2 separate regions of the Homo sapiens genome follow, and region 1 is linked to region 2. A link is an interaction called in ENCODE POLR2A ChIA-PET data of the cell type or tissue named here. Cell type or tissue: MCF 10A. All regions are shown on one strand. Each heading gives the region's core, and the rest is flanking DNA. Links, peaks and the distances in the headings are about the cores only. Region 1 overlaps EFNA5 (ephrin A5). Region 2 has its middle 48 kb from the start of LINC01950.

What was found. ChIA-PET counts read pairs that join two places held together with the same protein. Peaks named below come from ENCODE experiments on the same cell type or tissue, not always from the same donor. Only the 100,000 strongest peaks of a DNase experiment are listed, where the experiment ranks them.
Region 1: POLR2A ChIA-PET joins it to region 2 with 5 read pairs; 2 of 35 experiments call an interaction of 5 or more read pairs at or near these places.

Annotation. Positions count from the first base shown.
Region 1 is chr5:107,377,315-107,381,314 of GRCh38, reverse strand. It overlaps EFNA5 (ephrin A5), which reads left to right. Exons shown (of 5, transcript NM_001962.3): 5 at 1-4,000. The coding sequence ends at 60. Among named protein-coding and RNA genes, the nearest start is that of EFNA5, 290 kb to the left of the region's middle. In MCF 10A, for the core only: no CTCF peak of the experiment used is centred there; no DNase peak of the experiment used is centred there.
Region 2 is chr5:107,050,787-107,067,857 of GRCh38, reverse strand. No RefSeq gene overlaps it. Among named protein-coding and RNA genes, the nearest start is that of LINC01950, 48 kb to the right of the region's middle. In MCF 10A, for the core only: no CTCF peak of the experiment used is centred there; a DNase peak (open chromatin) is centred at 9,427.

The DNA.
Region 1 (4,000 bases), core at 1-4,000, 320 kb before region 2:
ATACCCAGCCGCCTTTTGGCAATCCTACTGTTCCTCCTGGCGATGCTTTTGACATTATAGCACAGTCTCCTCCCATCACTTGTCACAGAAAACATCAGGGTCTTGGAACACCAGAGATCCACCTAACTGCTCATCCTAAGAAGGGACTTGTTATTGGGTTTTGGCAGATGTCAGATTTTTGTTTTCTTTCTTTCAGCCTGAATTCTAAGCAACAACTTCAGGTTGGGGGCCTAAACTTGTTCCTGCCTCCCTCACCCCACCCCGCCCCACCCCCAGCCCTGGCCCTTGGCTTCTCTCACCCCTCCCAAATTAAATGGACTCCAGATGAAAATGCCAAATTGTCATAGTGACACCAGTGGTTCGTCAGCTCCTGTGCATTCTCCTCTAAGAACTCACCTCCGTTAGCGCACTGTGTCAGCGGGCTATGGACAAGGAAGAATAGTGGCAGATGCAGCCAGCGCTGGCTAGGGCTGGGAGGGTTTTGCTCTCCTATGCAATATTTATGCCTTCTCATTCAGAACTGTAAGATGATCGCGCAGGGCATCATGTCACCATGTCAGGTCCGGAGGGGAGGTATTAAGAATAGATACGATATTACACCATTTCCTATAGGAGTATGTAAATGAACAGGCTTCTAAAAGGTTGAGACACTGGTTTTTTTTTTTAATATGACTGTCTTAAAGCATTCTTGACAGCAAAACTTGTGCTCTCTAAAAGAAGCCTTTTTTTTTTTTCTAGGAGGCAGGTTGGGTGTGGAATGCTAATACAGAGCAGGTGTGAAAACAGAGAAAACTACAGGTTTGCTGGGGGTGTGTATGTGTGAGTGCCTCTAATTTTTTTGGTGACTGGGCAGTGCACACCAGATATTTTTTCTTTGAATACAGATCACCATGGTGCTACAACTTTTTTTTTTTTTTTTTTTTTTTTTTTTTTTTTTTTTAAGAAACTCAAAGAGGCATTTTTATGAATAAAGTGACCTTCCCCAAGGCTGACAAGCCAGGGTTGATGAGTGCATAGTGGAATAGCTTTGGATACTCCTCTGGGGGATGACATGTACCAAGGAGAGGACCGCAGTGGCCAGAGGAGACATGATTTGGCTTTGCTGGAGCGCCAGTGTGCTGTGGCCTTTCCCCGCCTCCCACCCTAGTACCCACGTTTTGCTCCACACTCCTTGACCGCAGGGGCTCGGACACAAACCCCTGTCACCAGGAGAGTCAGTCAGCACTACTTGGGAGGGCTAAAGGGAAATTTGGAAATAAAATTCCAAAGTTTGGAGTAAAAAAATTCAAGTGTTGATTTTATATTCTTTCCCTTTCTGACACAGCCTAAAGCGTAGGGGGAACATGTGTTTATCTGTGGGAGATAAACAAGATGGAGTCCCAAAGACTTTAACAAAATATTTTTTTAAAAATCCACTAGAATAGAAAATACATTATTTAGATATACTTTATGCTGAGAGTGAGTATATATGCTTGTCCTATTTAAACTTGTGAGAAAAAGTGGTATCCCTTGATACATTTAGAAATATGGGGGCTATCTTGTTTCATTGTGGGGGTGGGGCAGAAGGAGAATAAATGCAGGATGACCCTGTTGAAGGAATCTTAGCATGGCCAACAGGGGACGTTTCCAGTCGATTACCAGGAAATGCAAGCCTTGGGGTTTCTACTGGTGGTGGGGCTGTCATGAACTTTAAAATCCAAAGCCTAGACAAGGAAAAGTGTTAGACCAATTGAAAAGCAATCCAGCCCTTTTTTTTTTTTTTTTTTTGGCTTTGCACGACATGTCAACAGAAACCATGCCTTTCAATATAAGAAATAAATGTGATGATCATGTAAAATGTGAAAAATTGAAAGCATTCCAGCAAAATAAGAATTTTTTATATATTTGTTTTTTAAGATGTATATGTTAAAAAAAGAGAAGGTCGCATTATGGACAGACTTCGTGAATGGGAATTTGCTTAGAATTGTGAGTAGTTCTGAATTAGAAAAGTATGTGAAGGAAAGGCAGCTGTAAACGTATTGTGCCCTGGAGAGTTGTACACATGTTGAAATGTAATCTGGGCTTACCTGATCCATTTGGAGTGGATGTCACTGCCGAGTCTGTTCTCACATGGAACCATGTGTGTGGGGTTGCCAGCCTCACAGATACAATCAATCCTATTCCCCTCTGACATAAGGAACTCCTCTGGAGTGGCAGAGTCTTATCACAGAAGGCAGCCACCATTTCACCAAAACAAAAGTTCACGGCATTCAATTCCTTTTTCCTTTAGCTATTTATATATGCAGTACTCTCAGTCATATGCAGAAATACTTTTTTTTTTTTAATTAATAGTTACAGGCTTGTTGGTCCAGTGGGATTTGGGTAGGGGGAGAAAGATACCTTCTAAAATGGATCAATAGAACCAAAATAATACAGCATGTTCTATAACCACAAGGAAATCAAATGATCCTGTCATGATTCCAGTTAGTCATAACTATGTTAGCAGTGCTAAATGCATTTTAGAAATGGTGACTTCTGTGGTTTTCCTAGCATTTGTCTCTAACAAATGGTGAAATAATTACTCATGGCCCTCTCTGCCATTGTCTTTCATTTTTTCACAGTGAAATTAGACCCCTTTACTTCACCATTCTGCCACTGCAAATTAAGTATAAAGAAAATAGCAAGAGTGTCCACACCAGTAGACAGTAAGCTTCTCTACCTGTAAGTGATGAAATCATAGCTAATGCACTTGCCATGGAGTTTTCAAGATGATTGGTGTCAGACAGTTTTCACTTTGTTTAAAAAGTGTTGGTGGCCTTTTGTGGTGGTGTTACAATCCTCTGGGGGCTTAGGAGGATGTTGATGCAACTTTTAGAAGCTTTTAATTTCAAAAACAACTCAAAAATCTGAAGGACAGTCATAGCTGCCACTCAGCCCCAGTTAGTCAAACCCCAGTGACCTTTGCCCCTGGTTGCCAAGGGCTTTGCAACATCAAGCAGGGAAATAAGGATCTGTCTGTTTAGTGGATACCGTGTATCCTTTAATAGACCAGGTAACAGTTCGTGTTAGTTTAGACTATTGTTTTGTACTGTACTTTCTTGGGTGGCAGAGGAAAGAAAAGTAAAACATTAAAAAAAAAAAAAAAACTGCGTTCTTTAAATTCTGTATTATTAGCAACCTCTGTTGTACATAGTGTTTGATAATAAAGTATTAATTTGATTCTTATGTCTTTTGTAAGTGAGAACAATAGACTTTCAGGATACAAAACATGCATTGAGGCTTTGAAACATCCAATGTGTACCATGGCTGAAAAAAAGAGTCACAAGTGGCTGAGACACTGCTCCATACAGGACTCATGTGTGGTCATTGCCCACCCAATCTTATGACTCCATCATCTTGGGACCTGGAACAACATGACTTTTTTGATCGATATTTTGTCCTCGGTGTTTTCAAGGTCTGATGTTGGAGCCCTGTGGCCCACCCTCCCTTCTCCACCAGCATGTTGGTTTGAAAAGGATAGGGAATTTAGAAACAGTTCTGTACTTTGGTTTGGTTTGGTTTTCTGTTTGTGATTGTTTTCATGGACTGTTTTATTTTTTCCCAGGAAGAGTCTTTATCAATATCATGTGCAGCTCACTCATGGAAATGGTTGCAAACCAATCAGTGTAGGAAGCTTAAATGGGGCTGTTTCCCTCTCTGTGTCGTTGTGAAAGGAAGAGTCACACAGTACCTGTGGATTTTCAGGGACTCTGTTTTTCTCCGGTGCCTTAGCAACGGCAGCAGCCATTTGTATTATTTTCAAATAATTAGAAAAACAGTTTTCAACTCCTCCTTTCCATTCATTGCTCTCAGAGTTGTGGTCACTGACTTTTCTTTTGAAAACCGCCTCCACCAACACCCCCGTTTGCCTACACCACCCCCCTTTTACTTAGTATGTTTATTTTTTGTGTGTCTCTTGCCTTCCTCCCACGTTTTATTTCCCCTCAGAGCTGTGAATGGGCAGGTCTGTCTCTGGTTTGGC
Region 2 (17,071 bases), core at 7,363-11,362:
AGCTTGAAAATGATACTTTTTACAATGGACTTTTGTGTGCCTGTTTGGTCTGTCTGTCCTGCTTTCAGTTCCTAGCCCTCTCTAACCCCAATGACAAATAAGACCAGAAAAGTGTGAGGACTAGAGCTATGAGGGCTTTGGAGAACTCATCTCACGCGGAAGTGCCCTTCTTTTCTCTCACTTTGAAGATGCTTGCACAGCGTACTTGTTAGCAGCACCAGGCATTCCTGGGCCCCAGCCTCAGCAACTTGCTGCCAGGGCACACTGTCTGGGGCATTCACTGAGCAGCAGCGCCAACTCTTGGCTGAATCTCAGTGCTCCCAAATATTCCCTTTTTGTTTGTTTGTTATTTTGCTTTTGCTGATCTAATTTTAGTCCTTGGACTTTCCTATCCTACCTTAAATATTTTAGTATTTGCTCTGGTTTCATGATGTGTTTCTCTCACTCAATCCCTTTTAGACCTAAAGGTGCTTCCAACTATGCTGCCTTTAAAAAAGGAAAGAAAAACCAGTCAAGACCCTCAAAGAAAGAAGTTTCCTACACAGACATTTCTTCCCATCTCTCTTTCTCACCGTGAGTCCTGTGGAGAGATTGATAGAACAGAGGCACTATCAGTATTTTTAAGAGTAATATTTCTATGACAAATACGTTTCTGGCTTGTAACTCTGAAAGACTTTCAGAAACCATTGTAAAGTCCTTTTGTGAGGGACATGCACCCAGAAATATTAGGTAGAAAGGAAACACAACAACCCAAAGTAAAACCTTAACTCTTTCATTGTTGCTCAGTGGCAAATTTTTACTTTAGTAATTTATTAACTTTATCTTGACAAAATTCCCACTATTTATGAATTAAAAGTGGATGAATCACAAAATGAAACATCAAGAAATAGTAGTAACCATTTGTTAAGGGTTTTTTTTTTTTTCAAGGAAATATGACTAAAAATCAGATATAATTATTTTGGCAAACATCTCAAATGACCTCGTAAATTTCAATGCCATTGGATTTGGTTTGCATCTTATTTGGATTTGACTCCATTGATTACTGCCATTGCTTGAAGTTCCCCTTTTTTGTCTTTCGAGACATCACTTTTTTTTTCCTGATGTTTCATCCCTTTCTAATAGTTCCTTATTTTTTTTTACTTTTTATCTACTACCACTAAGAGGACAAGGCCTACTATTAATATTAGCTACCATTTATTGAGCCTTCCTGCCATAGTGAAGACATGCTGGAACTCTACGAGGCAGATATTATTGTTATTATTACCTAACAAATGAGAAAATGCAGCTTAGAGAGTTTGAATAACACACAAAAGGCCACAGGTGGTGAGGTACAGATTTTCATTCAGGTCTGGTTGAGGCTAAAGTTCACCTTCTTGACCAGTGTGCAGCCATATCTGCCATGCCAGCTTTAGCCTACCTGGTAACTGTTGGTTGGGACTCTTCAAGGTGCTTTTCCATGCTTTCTTATTTTCTTATATTTCATTATTCCTAGGTAATTGTATGCATGCAGTGATTTTAACTCTACCCAGTATGTTGTTGGCTTCCAAATCTATAGTTATACCTGATTGATCACATGGCTGTGTACTGGTTTTCCTGTCCATTGGGCACATCCACCTACATGTTTTGCAAAAACTTAGGAAGAAAAAAACCCCAGAAGTGTAAAATTTTGTCTTTAAAGTCAGTTCCTTTCCCTGAATTCCCAAATTAAAAAATAATGATGTTGTTTACCCAAACCAATTTCTTCATTTCTTCCTTCCATTTTCTTCAGTTAATAGATTAACAAATTCAATAAATTCTCCTGAACATTTCCCACTATATTTTACCTAGCTTTCCTTCCCACATCTACTCTCTTTCTTCTGGTTCTCTTTATTGCAGGGCTGGACCGTTAATAGTATTATTAACATAAAATGAAGCAAGGTATGTTCATTGTAGAGAATCTGGAAAATGTGGAATTCAAAGAAAAGAAAACTAAAATTACTTGTTATTTTATTGGAAAAATACTGTGCCTATTTGATATATTTCCTCTAGCATATTTCTGTTGTTGCACACTAAAAATATTAGCTTCATACTCTGCATATTACTTCATAATTTTCTTTTATTAATGTGTCATTAACAGTTTCCCACATAATGATATTTTTCTACAATATGGTACCTAATGTCTGCTTTGGGTTTCATTATGAGGTTATTACACAATTTGATCAGTCCCCTATTGTCAGATAGATGAAATGTTTATGGATCTTCACACACTTAAATCAGTGTGCACATCTCATTAACTTTTTCGGGTACACCCCCAAAGGGATCAGCGTGTTTATGTTTTGTGTTTAAAAAATAAAATATTTTCTTGGAGTAAAAGTAATAGACATTATTTTGGATAAATCAGAAAACACATATTAGTGAAAAGTTATTACCATGTAACTCAAGAAAAAAATGTGTGTTTGCGCATGTTCTCACTCATAGGTGGGAATTGAACAATGAGATCACTTGGACACAGGGAGGGGAACATCACACACCAGGGCCTGTCTTGGGGTGGGGGGATGGGGAAGGGATAGCATTAGAGAAATACCTAATGTAAATGATAAGTTAATGGGTGCAGCACACCAACATGGCACATGTATACATATGTAACAAACCTGCACATTGTGCACATGTACCCTAGAACTTAAAGTATAGTAAAAAAAAAAAAAAGAGAGAGAGAAAAGAAAAAATGTGTGTTTGTTACAACCTGGTACATGTTATTTGGGACTTTATAGCTATGACAAATGAAATCATTCTGTATATAATATTAAAAATGTTTCTCAATTCTGTATGTAACTTTTCATTTCAAAAATATCAGTTTATAGGATGATAATGCCTAAAGTGTACATGATTTTGTGACTGTAGCATATTCTTGAAAAAATTTCTTATTGTTAAATATTAAGGAGGTGTTACTATAGTTAACCTTTTAATACCTATATTTTTGCAGGTAATTTTTTGCTTGTTTTCTTCTTTATTTCTTTAACATGATTTCTGAGAACAGAAATCATTGAGTCAAAAGGTAAAGGTGTTTTTTAAGACTTTCGATAAATATTTCCAATTTTAACAATATGACGGATTTTTTCTACTCTCTTAAGACATTTTTATAATTTATTTTCTTTCACTTCTTTTTCTTTTTTAACCAACTATATAGAAAACATCTCAATAATCTTAAATTTAAAATAATTTTATTTGTAAATAGACCGAATATTTTTCACAAGGTAATTGTCTATTAGTATTGCTTCCTTTGTTCTAATGAGTTATACTCATCCTTTAAAAATTGTATTTGAAGGTGCTCTTTAAATATTAAATAAGTGCTATTTTAAAAATATTGCAAATAGTTCATTTTTTTCCAAGTTTGTCTCCCTCCCTCCTTCCCTCCCTCCCTCCCTTCCTTCATTTCTTCCTTCCTTCCTTCCTTCTTTCCTTCCTTCCTTCCTTCTTTCCCTTTCCTCCCTCCTTCCTTTCTGTCTCTCTCTCTCTCTCTCTTTCCTTTTTTCTTTCTTCTTTTTGAGACAGTGTCTGTTGCCCAGGCTGGAGTGCAGTGGCACAATCATAGCTCACCGCTGCCTTGAACTCCTGAGCTCAATCAATCCTCCCTCCTCAGCCACCCAAGTAGATAGGACTACATGTGGTATGTGCCACCATGCCAAGCTAATTTTTAAATTTTTTTGTAAAGATGAGGTCTTGCTGTGTTGCCCAGGGTAGTCTCCAACTCCTGGTCTCAAGTGATCCTCCCACCTTAGCCTCCCAAAGCACTAGGATTACAGGTATGAACCAACGTGCTGGGCTCTGTCTCAAGTTTCTTAATTTTGTTGACGGTATTTGATAATGCATGCTAGTTAAAAATATTATGTAATGAAAGCAGTCTATTTTCAATTTGCCTTTCCTTTATTTTTTATCCATAGAAAGTCTCTACTGAACTGAGATAGATAAATTCTCACATTTTACTTTTCACTTTAACCTTTTAAATTTAAAAATGTATAAAAATCTTAATAAAAGTATTATAAGGATATAAAGGACTTTGAAAGATCTGATATTTTACCCTACATACAAACTATCAAGTTAGCCCAGCACAGTTTCATGGATGCTGGTAGAAGATTCCAGACTTCTGGGTCAGAGATGAACAATATATTACTCATAGCAATAGCAGTAGCCAGAGTCCCAGAATTATTTTTGTGCTACTTAATAGATCCTCAATTCCCACAGGGCAAAACAGAGAGAGGGAGATGGTACCTGTAAATGCAGGTGGTTGCATTACAGGAAAAAAACTTCTCTGAAAGTTATAGTCCATATAAGAGAATATGAGTCTTTATAATGGGCAATAAGCAGGCCTATAAGGAAGACATTGCATCTTCCAAGACTATAAGAAAACCTGCCCTATATAGGGGAAATACTATCTCTTTATGCCAAGGCTATTTGTTACACAAAAATTTTTTAAAGATAGTTATGGGACTTGCTACCCCAAAATATGGCACATTGGCATTTAACAAAACAGCTGAAGCAGGAAGCTCCCTCTGACCTTCTCCCACCCCTCTTCCCTGAAGCAGGTCAAAAAATAATTATCTGATCTTCCTCTAATGTATTAATAGGTCCTAAGATCCTCATGTAAGAGATACCCTCTCTATACTCAAAGAAAAGGAATGTTCTTGTCTCTGAAGACACAGAGACATAGAGAAGAATCTGAACAAACCTGTCTTGCTAAGTTTCCCCCCAGTTTATTACTATTAGATTATATCCTCTTTGTCCAATCATACTCATGCCTTACTGTCAACTATTCATCAAAACTAAGCATAAAAATACACAGGTTTCCCTGTTTCTTTGATTCTTCATTTCTGAAGACTCCCATGTCTTGTAAAATTATATTAAATAAATTGGTATCCTTTTCTCTTGTTAGTCTGTCTTTTGCTTGAGGAGTCTCAGACATGAACCTAGCAATGTGTGAGAAAAGAAATTCCTTCTCACTTACCACAGTTTGCAACTAAGGTTAGCCAGTGTCTTCCTTGTGAGATGAGTTGAAATATGAATTATCAATAGATGATTGTCTTACAACAAAACAAAACGGCTAGTAATCGACATACAACACCATATAATACAAAACAAAATTCATTCTTCTACCTCTTTTGCTCCCAAATCCCAATCTTCAAACAAAATTATTTTGGCTTGTTCTTAGCTTTTCTCACAAATATGGAAAACTTCCATATTTCTAAATAGCATCTTGATATTGTGTATTATTTTTAATAGATTAAATTATGTTGTGGTAACAAACTGACAAATCCTAATGAATTAAAACAAAAATTCTGGGTATGTTTTCTGCAAAAAAGTTTTATTTTTTCCTTTATAATATTTTTATACCTTTTATTTCTTCTTGTTTAGACAATTTGTTTTTTTAGTACAATTATGTCACATATAAGTTTGTCTTTTATCTTAGTGTAGTTTACTCTTTCAATAGTTAATATTGGAATATATTTATCCATTATTTCTCTACAATTTAAATATTACTGGGCACCTTGTATATTATCTGGCAACACTATGTGGTTGTCCTATGAGGCTTGTCTGTAGGAGTGGCCTCACAAAAAGGTTTTATAGTGGATACTGATAGAAATTCAGAGGATTCAAATGTTTTTATTTTAATTTCTTATGTTAGGATTTCTAGACAATGCAGATGGTTTAAGCTAATATCCCACAGCCACATTTGGTCTGTGTCGAGTTATTATGATTTTTGTAGCTCCCCCCGCCGCCCCACAAATGGCCTTGTTGGCACCTGGCACCCTGGCCATTTTTCCTAGATTAGTTAACAAGGTGCTATAATGTATATATGGGTCTCAATTCCTTCACCCTGCCTCAGCTTCCTGAGTAGCTGGGATTACAGGCAACTGCCACCACACCTGGCTAATTTTTGGATTTTTAGTAGAGGTGAGGTTTCACCATGTTGGTCAGGCTGGTCTTGAACTCCTGACATCAAGTGATCCACCTGCCTTGGCCTCCCAAGTATTGGGATTACAGGCATAAGCCACTGCACCAGGCCTACTTTTATTTCATTTAAAGATTTGTTTTTTATTAAGCATTTCTAAGTATTTAGTAGAAGAAAGCCACATCAATGTCAGTCTACCATATGCTCTGTTATTGTTTTTTCTGAAGCTCAGTTTTCTCTTATTATTGGATATAATAATAGTGTTTCCTTTATGAAGCTGTCAAAATTAATAGGTTCATTAATGAAAAAAATCATATACTGCCTTAAGCATAGAATGTAGTTGATAATGAATCAGGTTTCTCTACATTCTCAAATTTTTCTTCTATTTCAGTGTAGTTTTCTCTTTCAATACCTTTTGCAATTTTTGGTTCTGCTCCAGAATCAACAGTTTCCTTATATTCTTGCCCTATTTTACTTAGCTCTTTTTTCAAAAATTTCTCCCTGCCCTTCAGCCAGTTGCTTTTTTATATTTTATGGTTCATTTTTATTTTGGAGAGCAAATATGCTCTTGGATTTAAAAGACAGTACAAACAGATGCTATAGGAAATTTGCTTCCTTAGTAAATGTTTTCCCAAAGCAGATTTTCTTTTTTAGTGCTATGCTTTTCTCTTTTTTTCTTTCTTTCTTTTTTGTTTGTTTGTTATAAAAATTTTCGCTCAGTTTTGTGTAAATCACTCTTACTGATTCTTGATTTTGGAATAATGTGTCTATCTGGTAAATGCCTCAAAGAAAAATGTCTGTATTATTTCTGGATCCAAGACCCTGTCCTTCAGGATCTTGTTAGAATGACCTTCTCAGATATTCATAGAACTGCATGTCAGTTTGATGATCTAGCAACAGCTGGAAAGAGTGTGGATTCTCCCAGAAGAGCAAATTTGTCTCTCTCTTCAAGCTTTCTTCCTAATTACCGAAACCCAATGAGCAGATTTTCATAGTTTTCTGTTTGGCTTGATCTTCTTCTAGGCCTTTATCTTTGCAACCCCAAGAAAAAGCTCCACTGTGTTTATTTCTGGAATAGGTGTAGTTGTCCCTACCCATCTGTTTGGCTTACCTTACCTACATTGCTTTGTCCTGCAAATAAGGAAACATTCAATGTAAAGTCAGCCATTAGAATTTATTGGGCATCCATGAAGTACAGACCACACAATTAGGTATTAGAGGAAGAACATTGCTTGTTTTCTTTTCGCTATCATCTTTAGTTTCGTTAATGTGTTAACAAGACAAGTTGAATTCACATAAAATATTAACATAAACTACATTTGTTATAGTGTCTATGACCTGTCTTATCCTATTTGCTTTTACTTTTTATCTATCTGCTCTGTAAAACAAAAAGTATCAATAAAACAGGGAAGAAGGATTGACTATACCAATCACAATGCTGGGACTTTCTATCTTAAATCAGTTCTCATGTGGGAATTTTTGATGTTTAATTTCCCAAGTAACAGTTTAGATAGAGGAATACTATGCTCTTCTTTGACACCTCCTTATATATTTCCTGATCTTCTGTCACTTTTTCTAGACATATATTAAATCATCTCATTAAAGAAGGTTAGTTCAGTTATTCAAAATTTTAAAATTACGTTTAGATCAATTCAATGTCTGAATTATATCAATTTTATTTCACCACTTTGATTCCTGCCAAATAATATTATTAACTGGAGAGCTATGGAACTAGAAATATAGAAAAATTTCACTTCAGTTCATTTATATTTTCTTCAATGGAATTCCTTTAAAAATAGGGTTAGTATCAATGCAGGATATAAAAATTTATAGATTTGGAATATACAGGATATGACAAAAAGAAAAATTCTCATCCATAATTCCTCAAAACAGTAGTTATCATCTTTGCATAGCCATTTCATCAATTTTCTGTGAACAAGTATACATTTATATTTTTGCAAAATATTAGAACACTATATAATGTTTTCATATAAACAGCTACTTACACTAATAAGATACCACAAATATTCTTCCATGTTGTTAGGTATTCCTTTATGACCTTAATTTAAATGGATGCATTGCATTTTATTTAACCAATTTTATACTGAGGATATTTTAGGTTCTTTCCATATTTTCTTCATTTTAAACATAACTTCCATGGACATTGTTTTTTAAACACAGTTGTAATTCTATAGAGTAAGTTTCTCAAAGTGGAATTCCTGGGTGAAAGGGGATGCACCTTGCATAAGACTTGTGCCACAACACAAAACTGCTTCATTTCCCTACTGCAAGGGTGCAGCAACCTCTGCTCTCTCTAGCAGCTTCCTGCTAATTTTTAAAGGGACCTTGTAAGGTTTTTAATATAGAAAATAGTGTTGGTGAATTTAGAGCTGTTATTTATTAAAAAGTCACAAGGAATATCTGGGCTATATATAAAGAACTTCCTCTTTTCTGATTAAATTGTCAGTCCTACTAAGAATGGGGTAAGAGCAATTACTTCTTATTTTATCTTTTTCTACTATTCATATTTCACAGTACTTTCATTCAGAAGATAGGCAGAAGCATATGATATTTTCCCTTCCCTTACAAGCTCATTCAGTAGAATAAATGTACACATACAATGTGTTAGAAATTTTTATCAATATTCGATTAGTGTCTAATTTGTTTTTATATGAACCCTGAATACTAAAAGACTCTTGTGGCCTAGAGCGAATTGACAAAGGCAGAGGGGTCATACAATGGGATTTAATTGGAACTTTAAGGCTAAATTGATGTAAATGGACTAGATGGAGGTAGGCCAGAAGCTGAGTTCCGCATGAGCAAAGCTTCAAAAATGGGAAATGGGCAGGGAGTATTCAGGGTATGCTAAGGAAAGGAGCTAACAATCTCAGATTTCCTGCTATGTTCTGATGTCTACGCCGGGCACTTTATTCCAAACAACTCTATTGGTTTCATTATTCCCATTTCACTGTATCTCAGGGAGGTTCAAATACTTCCTTGCCCAAGCATATCTGCATATGGCTCACAAATGGTTATTCACTCAAATACATGGTTTGCCTTAACTTCAGTCTAGTTCAACATGAAGTATCAGCTGTTGCCTTAGGGATTTTTTGGGTTCTCTGGAGCAGTTAGTGCTTCTTGTATCACAACTGCTTGCTCATTCTAAGTCTGGCATCCAGACATTGTAATGGTCAAATATTGGGGAATCACAAGTTGGTGCTGTAGTGCTGAAGTGACACATGTCTCCATAGAACTAGTAAGTATCAACAAGGTGCTTTATTTGAGTTAAATTTATAGTTCCAACAAAACTAGAAAGTCATCACTTGATTTGGTCAGTGGCAAAGTAAGCACTGACACAATTATACCTTCTAACATTAGGAACAAGTGAGGTAGAGGGAGAGTAAGCAGTTGGCTGGACTTCAGGCAACAGGGCAAGTTCAGATTAGTTGTCTTCATTGCAGTAAGAGCCAGGACATTTTCTCCTAGTTAAACTGCTAAGTGAAGGGTATATTGTCCTAGTCATTAATCATAGCCAAGCCCATGTGTGTAGAAACAAGCTATGTTACTAATGATGTCAGAATTGCAAAACTATTTTGTAATATAAGCCATGATTCCAACCCGGTATATTGATGGTAATGCCATACTTTCTGCCCACACCCACTGTGCCCACCTTGAGTACACCAGCCTGAACTCCACAAAGGATTTTGTTTGAATTAAGGGAGATAATGCTGGAAAGTTCAGGTAGGGTGAAATTATAGAGCCCTTACAATGTTGAACTGGAATTTTACAGACCTGTCTCTTCTTGTTGAGAGGCTTCCAGTTTAATCTCACACTGGGCTATTTTCTAGCTTGCTTGATCATTAGATTCACAGAGGGTACTTGTTAAATGCATTTCCTGGCTCTACTCTGAAAATTCTGATTCTGGGAGTCTGGGGCAGAACTGGGCAATCTGAATCTTTTTTTTTTTTTTTTTTTTTTTTTGAGATGAGTCTTGCTCTGTCGCCAGGCTGGAGTGCAGTGGTGCAATCTCAGCTCACTGCAACCTCTGCCTCCCGGGTTCAAGTGATTCTCCTGCCTCAGCCTCCCGATTAGCTGGGACTACAGGAGCATGCCACCACACCAGATTTTTGTATTTTTAGTAGAGATGGGGTTTCACCACGTTGGCGAGGATAATCTCAATCTCTTGACCTCGTGATCCACCCTCCTCGGCCTCCCAAAGTTCTGGGATTACAGGCATGAGCCACCGTGCCCGGCCTGAATCTTTAACATGAGCTTCAAGTAATTTTTTAGAGAGAATGTTTGAGAAGCTCACCTCTCCTGCTAGTGTGGATATATACTCCGTCTTCAATCCAGATAGGATACTATGTCTTGAGCAGTTCCTGTGAGAAAGGTGCTATGAGAGAAAAAGAGGAATACAGTTGGGTTCCTGCCTTCAAGAAGTTTCCTTTGGTAATCGAAAGATATCGCTTGCCTCTTTCTGAACTACATGTAATAACCTAGTCATATTATTAAGAGAAAACCTGATTATGATTTGATTTTCTGGCTTTACAAAGAAATACATTTAAAAGTACTGATTACTGTGCACTTGGTTAAAAAAAGATTTAAAGGGTCTCTTTTCTTCACTTTGTGTGTTTTCCATATTTAATCTGAATTTTAATTGTTCTAAATATAAAATTATTTATATTAAACACATAATCATAATATTTATATTTCTATGGTAGTTACGGATTAGAGTTACATAATTCTCTGAATTATGAAAGAGAGGCCAGATAAAAACAATTCTGTTACTTATCTATTTAACTAAGCCATCTGATGCTTAAAACCTCATTTTGAAGGTATTGTAGAAAGCAAGGAATATTTTAATTTTAAATTCAAAATCTGGCATCATAGCTCTTTTTTTCCTTAGTTACACAGAAAATATATGGCCCTCAAACCTCTGTATTTCACTGCTAGCCCAGCTCTGTAAATGTGTCATAGTCTTGGGTTTGCACAGAGAGTATTCCTTGGGGCCATTTCCACCAAACTAAAACGGTTCCCAAATGAAATACAAATCACCACTGAGATTGTGTCTACATGTGCAAAGTTAACTGAAAAATTGTGATATGCATATCCAGGCCCCAAACATCTTTGCTTGAAATATTCTGATATTTGAGGTGATAAACATGTATTCTAGCCATCAGAAGGGACTCACAAATCCTGTAATCTATTCATTTTTAAACTCATAAGCTAAAAAATCTACATTTTCTTTAATAAAAACACACATTTTAACCTGAAGTATCCAGATAATTTTCTTACTCTTTCATTTCATTTTGCTTAAGGTCCTGGCCCCATTTTAACATCTGACATCAACAGCTTTTCTTGGGCATCTGCAGTCTGAATTGGTAACACTGTTTTTTCTATTTTGAGAAACTGTGAAGCTTAGATTGGACTCGACTGAATATAGTGTGTCATGTGATTCAGATCCCTGGGTGTTAAGCATACGACCTTTGAAACTTGTTATGTTCTCAGCATTCACCTTCACTCTCCTGATTTGAGCACCTTCCAGTTTATTCTTCACTATTGGCTTTTCTGTTCAATTTAGTTTAGTCTAATGTTCTTCTGATTTTTTTCCTTCTAAAGGAGAAGAACTAATGCTCTAATTTAGAGGACTCAAGTGCCATTTTTGCCCATTCTTCATCAGAGATTGCACTATTCAGGTACTTTGCTTTTTTTAGATGAATGCCCTAATTTGTTCCTGTTATACAGTGGAGAAATCTTAGTTTTATATTAAAAAGGTCTCATCACCAGCCTCAGACACCTTGGAATATGGAATACAAAGAAACTACCATTGAATGAATAAAAAGGTTTCTGACTTTAGGAATGAAAGCCCATAAAATAGAAGGTCAAAATTAGCTTTTTTTGAATAGATAATCAAGGAGAACCTCCAAAGCTAACCTGAGTCATGTCTGTGTTCCAAAGATGGTTGAACTTGAAATCACGATTTACTAAGTTTTGCAAATAATGACAAGAAGGAGTATTTGAGAAACAAAATATATTGACAAATAAATGGAGTCAATGTTTAAGTTAACCTTTTACAAGTCATATTTTAAATTATTAAAATCTATTTTCTTTGTACTGAACTTAGCATTAGGATGAAATAACTTTCTGTTTAGTATTAGACCATATTTGACTAAAACCAAATTCAAATGTTTTACGTGATACTTTCTTTGTTTCTATCCATATTTAATGAAACAAACCTAGGCTTTGGGAACTAAGAAAATTTAGAGATTTTCTTAGTAATTTCCAGTCTTAGAGGCAGATCACTGAGTGGTGATGAAGGATCATTTATAGTCATAGCAGGGAAAAACAACAGCAGAATAAAAAATTACTAATTTGTTTAAAATATGTTTAGAAGATGTGAGCCATTAAAATCAGGTTTCTAATATTCATCAGAGTTTATTTTCCCCTTTTATTTTTAATTGGAACATACTTGACATAAAGCAAAACACACAGATCTTAAGTGTACAATATGGTAAGTTTTGGCAAATGCAGCCATCTCTGTTAGCCACTTCTCTATCAAAGTATAGAATACTTTTATAAGCTAAGAAAATTCTTATGTCTCCTTCCAAGTCAATCCCCCTCCCCAACCCAAATGGGCAATCACTGTTTTGATTTTATTACCAGTTTAGTTTGCTGTCCTAAAATTTTATATAAATGTAATTATGTGGTAATACTCTTTTGTGTCTGGTTTCATCCATGTTGTTGTAAATATCAGCTTGTACATTTTTATTGTTGAGTAATAGTTGTTTGAATATGCCACAATTTGTCTGTGAATAGGCAGTTTACAAAAAGATTTTGGCTTTTATGAATAGAGCTGCTATGATCACTGTTATATCTGTCTTGGCTGTGGATATTAGCTCGATTTCTTTTGGGTACATAGCTAGGAGTGAAATTGCTGGACCAAACTTATATTTACTCTTCAACTTTATAAGAAATTTCCATAGAGTTTTCTAATGTAGTTGTACCATTTTTCATGTTTACCAACAATGCATAAGAGTTCAATTTCCTCTTTATCCTTGCCAAAATTTAAGGTTTTCAATATTTTGATAGCTATTCTTTTGAGTAGATAGGGACATCTTACTGAATTTAATTTGCATTTCCCTGCTGCCCAATGATTTTTGAGAATTATTAACTGCTTACTGCATATTTGTGAATCTCCCTTTGTAAAGTTTCAGTTTAAGGTCTTTTATCCATTTTTAAATTTGCTTTTTTTGTTTTTGTTAATTATTATTAAGTTGTAGACATTCTTTGTATATTCTAGATTAGGGTTCTTTTAAAAAAAAAAAATTGAGATGGAGTCTCTCTCTGTCACCAGGCTGGAGTGCAGTGGCACAATCTTAGCTCACTGCAACCTCTGCCTTCCAGGTTAAAGCAGTTCCCCTGCCTCAGTCTCCTGAGTAGCTGGGACTACAGGTGCATGCCACCACACCCAGCTAATTTTTGTGTTTTTAGTAGAGACGGGATTTCACCATGTGAAATCCAGGATGAAAGCCAGGGTGGTCTTGATCTCTTGACCTCGTGATCCACCCGCCTCGTCCTCCCAAAGTGCTGGGATTACAGGCGTGAGCCACCGTGCCTGGCCTAGATAAGGATTCTTTTACAAATAAATGTTTTACAAATATTTTACCCAATCTGTGACTTGCCATTCATTTTGGTAGTGGTTTATTTTAATGAGCAGGAGTTTTTAATTTTGGTGAAACCCATTTCATCAATTATTTACTTTTAGGGATAGTGTGTTTCCTGTGCTTGGTATAAAAACATTCATTACATATTCCAGGTCATAAAAATATTTTCCTTTTTTTTTCCAGAGGTATTAGAGTTTTAGTTTTTTTACTTATAATGTCTATTAAATCAAATTTATAAATGGTGTGAGTTTTTCCCAGCACTTTTTTTCCCAGCACTTCCACTTTTTCCCAACACTATTTGTTGGAAAGCTTTCTTTTTTCATTAAATTGCTTTGAAACAGTTGTCTTAGGTCAAGAGCAGGTATATTTCTAGAGTTTTTATTTAGTTCCTTTTATCCGTTTGTCCATCCTTAGGCCAACACCACACTGATTTGGTTTTTAGAGCTTTAAGAGCATTAAATTACATTTTGTAAATCCTCTAATTTGTTCTTCTTTTCCAAGATTGATTATTTTCCCTTTACATCCTTTGCATTTTCAAATAAATTTTAGAAACAGCTTGTCAATTATGTAAAAATGTCTGCTGGGATGCTGATCGTGATGATAACATATCTGCAGATCAGCTGGGGAAAGAATTGTCTTCATAACAATACCAATATTTCTGTTTATGGCATATTTCTTTATTTGTTTTAGTCTTTATTTTTTTCAGCATAGTTTTTATAAACATAATAGTGAAGCCTTGTACAACTTTCACTGAATTTATTGTTAAAGGTATGTGTGTATAGATTTGCTTTTAGTTATTCAAAAGGACATTTTAAACATTGTATTTTCCAATGCTTACTAATATATAGAATTAGAATTTATTTTTAAAATACTGACATCATGTATGATGATGTATTAAATTAATTAGTTGTAGTGTTTTTTATCTAAAAAATTTTACTTAGAATTTTTTATGTAAAGCAATCATATTGACTGTGAATAAAAAGAATTTTATTTCTTGCTTTCTGAACTTTATACTTTTATTGCTGGTTCTTACTTTATTGCACTGTGAGATTCTTCCAGTAAATTATCAAATAGATGAGAAGTTTGGGTGAGCATCTTAGCCTTTTCTCAGTCTTAGGAGGAAGTCGTTCAATATTTCACCACTAATTGTGGTGCTAACTGTAGACTTTTTTTTTTTTTTTTTTTTTTTTTTTGAGGCAGAGTTGCACTCTTGTTGCCCAGGCTTGAGTGCAATGGCACGATCTCGGCTCACTGCAACCTCCGCCTCCCGGGTTCAAGCGATTCTCCTGCCTCAGCCTCCTGAGTAGCTGGGATTACAGGCATGCACCATCACACCTGGCTAATTTTGTATTTTTAGGAGACACGGGGTTTCTCCGTGTTGGTCAGGCTGGTCTCAAACTCCCAACCTTAGGTGATCCGCCCCCCTCAGCCTCCCAAAGTGCTGGGATTACAGGTGTGAGACACTGTGCCCAGCAACTGTAGACTTTTCATAGATGTCTTTATCTGACTGAGAAGTTTTCTTCCATTTCTAGCTTGTTGAGAGTTTTTAATCATTAATTGTTGCATATTGTAAATAATGTTTCTGTAGCAATTGAGATAAGCATATATATTTTTTCTTCATTCTGTTAATATAGATTATAAATTATAATCAATATAATTTATAATATGTATGTTGTATTGATTTTTTAAAAATATTTTGAACTCACTTTGTACTTCTGGAATCAACCCCATTTGGTTATGTGGTGTTATCCTTTTTATATGTTGCCAAATCTTATTTGCTAATATTTTATTAAGACTTTTTGTGGCTATGTTATTTGTTCTCTAATATGCTTGTCAGGTTTTAGCGTCAGGATGATTAGTTGTGAAATACTTTTTCTGCTTCTGTATTTTGAAAAAAGTTGATGGTATTGGTATTATTTCTTCATCAAGTGTTTGCTAGAATTTATTGTGCCTTCACATTTTCTGTGTGGAAATGCTTTAATTCCAAAAGCATTTTCTACAAAAAATACAGGAACATACAGAGTTTCTATTTCTTCTTGTATCAGTTTTGGTAATTATTATTTTGATAATTTATTTCTTTCAAATAACATATCCATTTCCTCTAATTTGTCAAGTCTATTGGAATAAATGTGTGCATAATATATTCTTATCTTTAATATCTATAAGATTTGTCATGATGACCTCTTCACTATTTCTATAATTGATAATTTGTGTTTTATTTTTATGTTGGTTTAGCTAGGGGTTTATCAGTTTTATTAATCATTTCAAGACAACCTATTGTTTTTATGTATTTTTCTCTCTGAACTTTGTCCACTATTTTGATATCAGCTATTACCTTTATTATTTTCTTCATTTTCTTTTACTTACTGAATTGAATTTTCTCTTCTTTTTATAGCTTCTTAAGGTGGGAAGTTTTAGTTAAAATCTTTTTTAGCAATAAAATCTTTATACAATTTCTATAATCTTCCCTCGGATTTTCTTTTAAAGATTATTATTCATTTGGAAATGCCTTGTAATGTATCTTGAGAATTTTTTCTTTGATCCATGGATTATTAAGGAGTGTTTTTCTTAATTTGTAAATATTTGGGCAATTTTCAGGTGTATTTTTGCTACTAATTTCTATTTGAATCTTACTAGGTCAGAGAATATGCTCTGTGATTTTAATTCTTTAAAAATATTGAGACTTGTTTTATGGTCCAACTTATGGTCTATTTATGTTGGTGAATTATTTATGCAGACTTGAAAAGAATGGGCATTATGTATTAATAGATGCTGTCCTCCATAACTATTAGGTCAAATTGATTCATAATGTTTTTCAAGTATTATATTCTTACTAACTTTTTATCTACTTAGTCTATCAATTAATGAGGGCAGAATTAAAGTCTCTAACTATAATTGTGTATTTATGTGTATTTCTCTTTAGTTTTTTGAGTTTTTTGCTCCACGTATTTTCATGCTCTTTTAATAGTGTAATTAGAATGTTTTTGCTTTTATGGTGAACATATTCTTTTATGATTATGAAAATCCCTTTTACTCTTGGTTAATATTTTATGTCTTGAAGTGTATTTGCCTAATATTAGCATAGCTTCTCCTGCTTTCTTATGCTTACAGACTATATGGTATATCTTCTTCCTTTCTTTGATTTTCATCATCTCTGTACTTGTTTATTTAAAGTAATTTACTTATAAACAGCATATGTTTGGGTTACTTTTAAAAACTGCTGTGACAATTTCTGACTTATAATTGGTTTCACACATTGACTGTAATTTTACTGTGTATCTACTGAAATTTTAGTATGGTTAGGTTTCAGCCTACTGTCCTGTATTTATTTTCTCTTTGTCCTGTTTGCTCATTGTTACCTTTTATTCCCCTCTCCTGGCTTTCTGGCTGCTTTTAAGTACTGTTTTCTATTCTCTGAATTGGCTTTTTAATTTAACTTTTTGAATTTTTATTTTTACCAGGTCCTTTAAGGGATCCAATA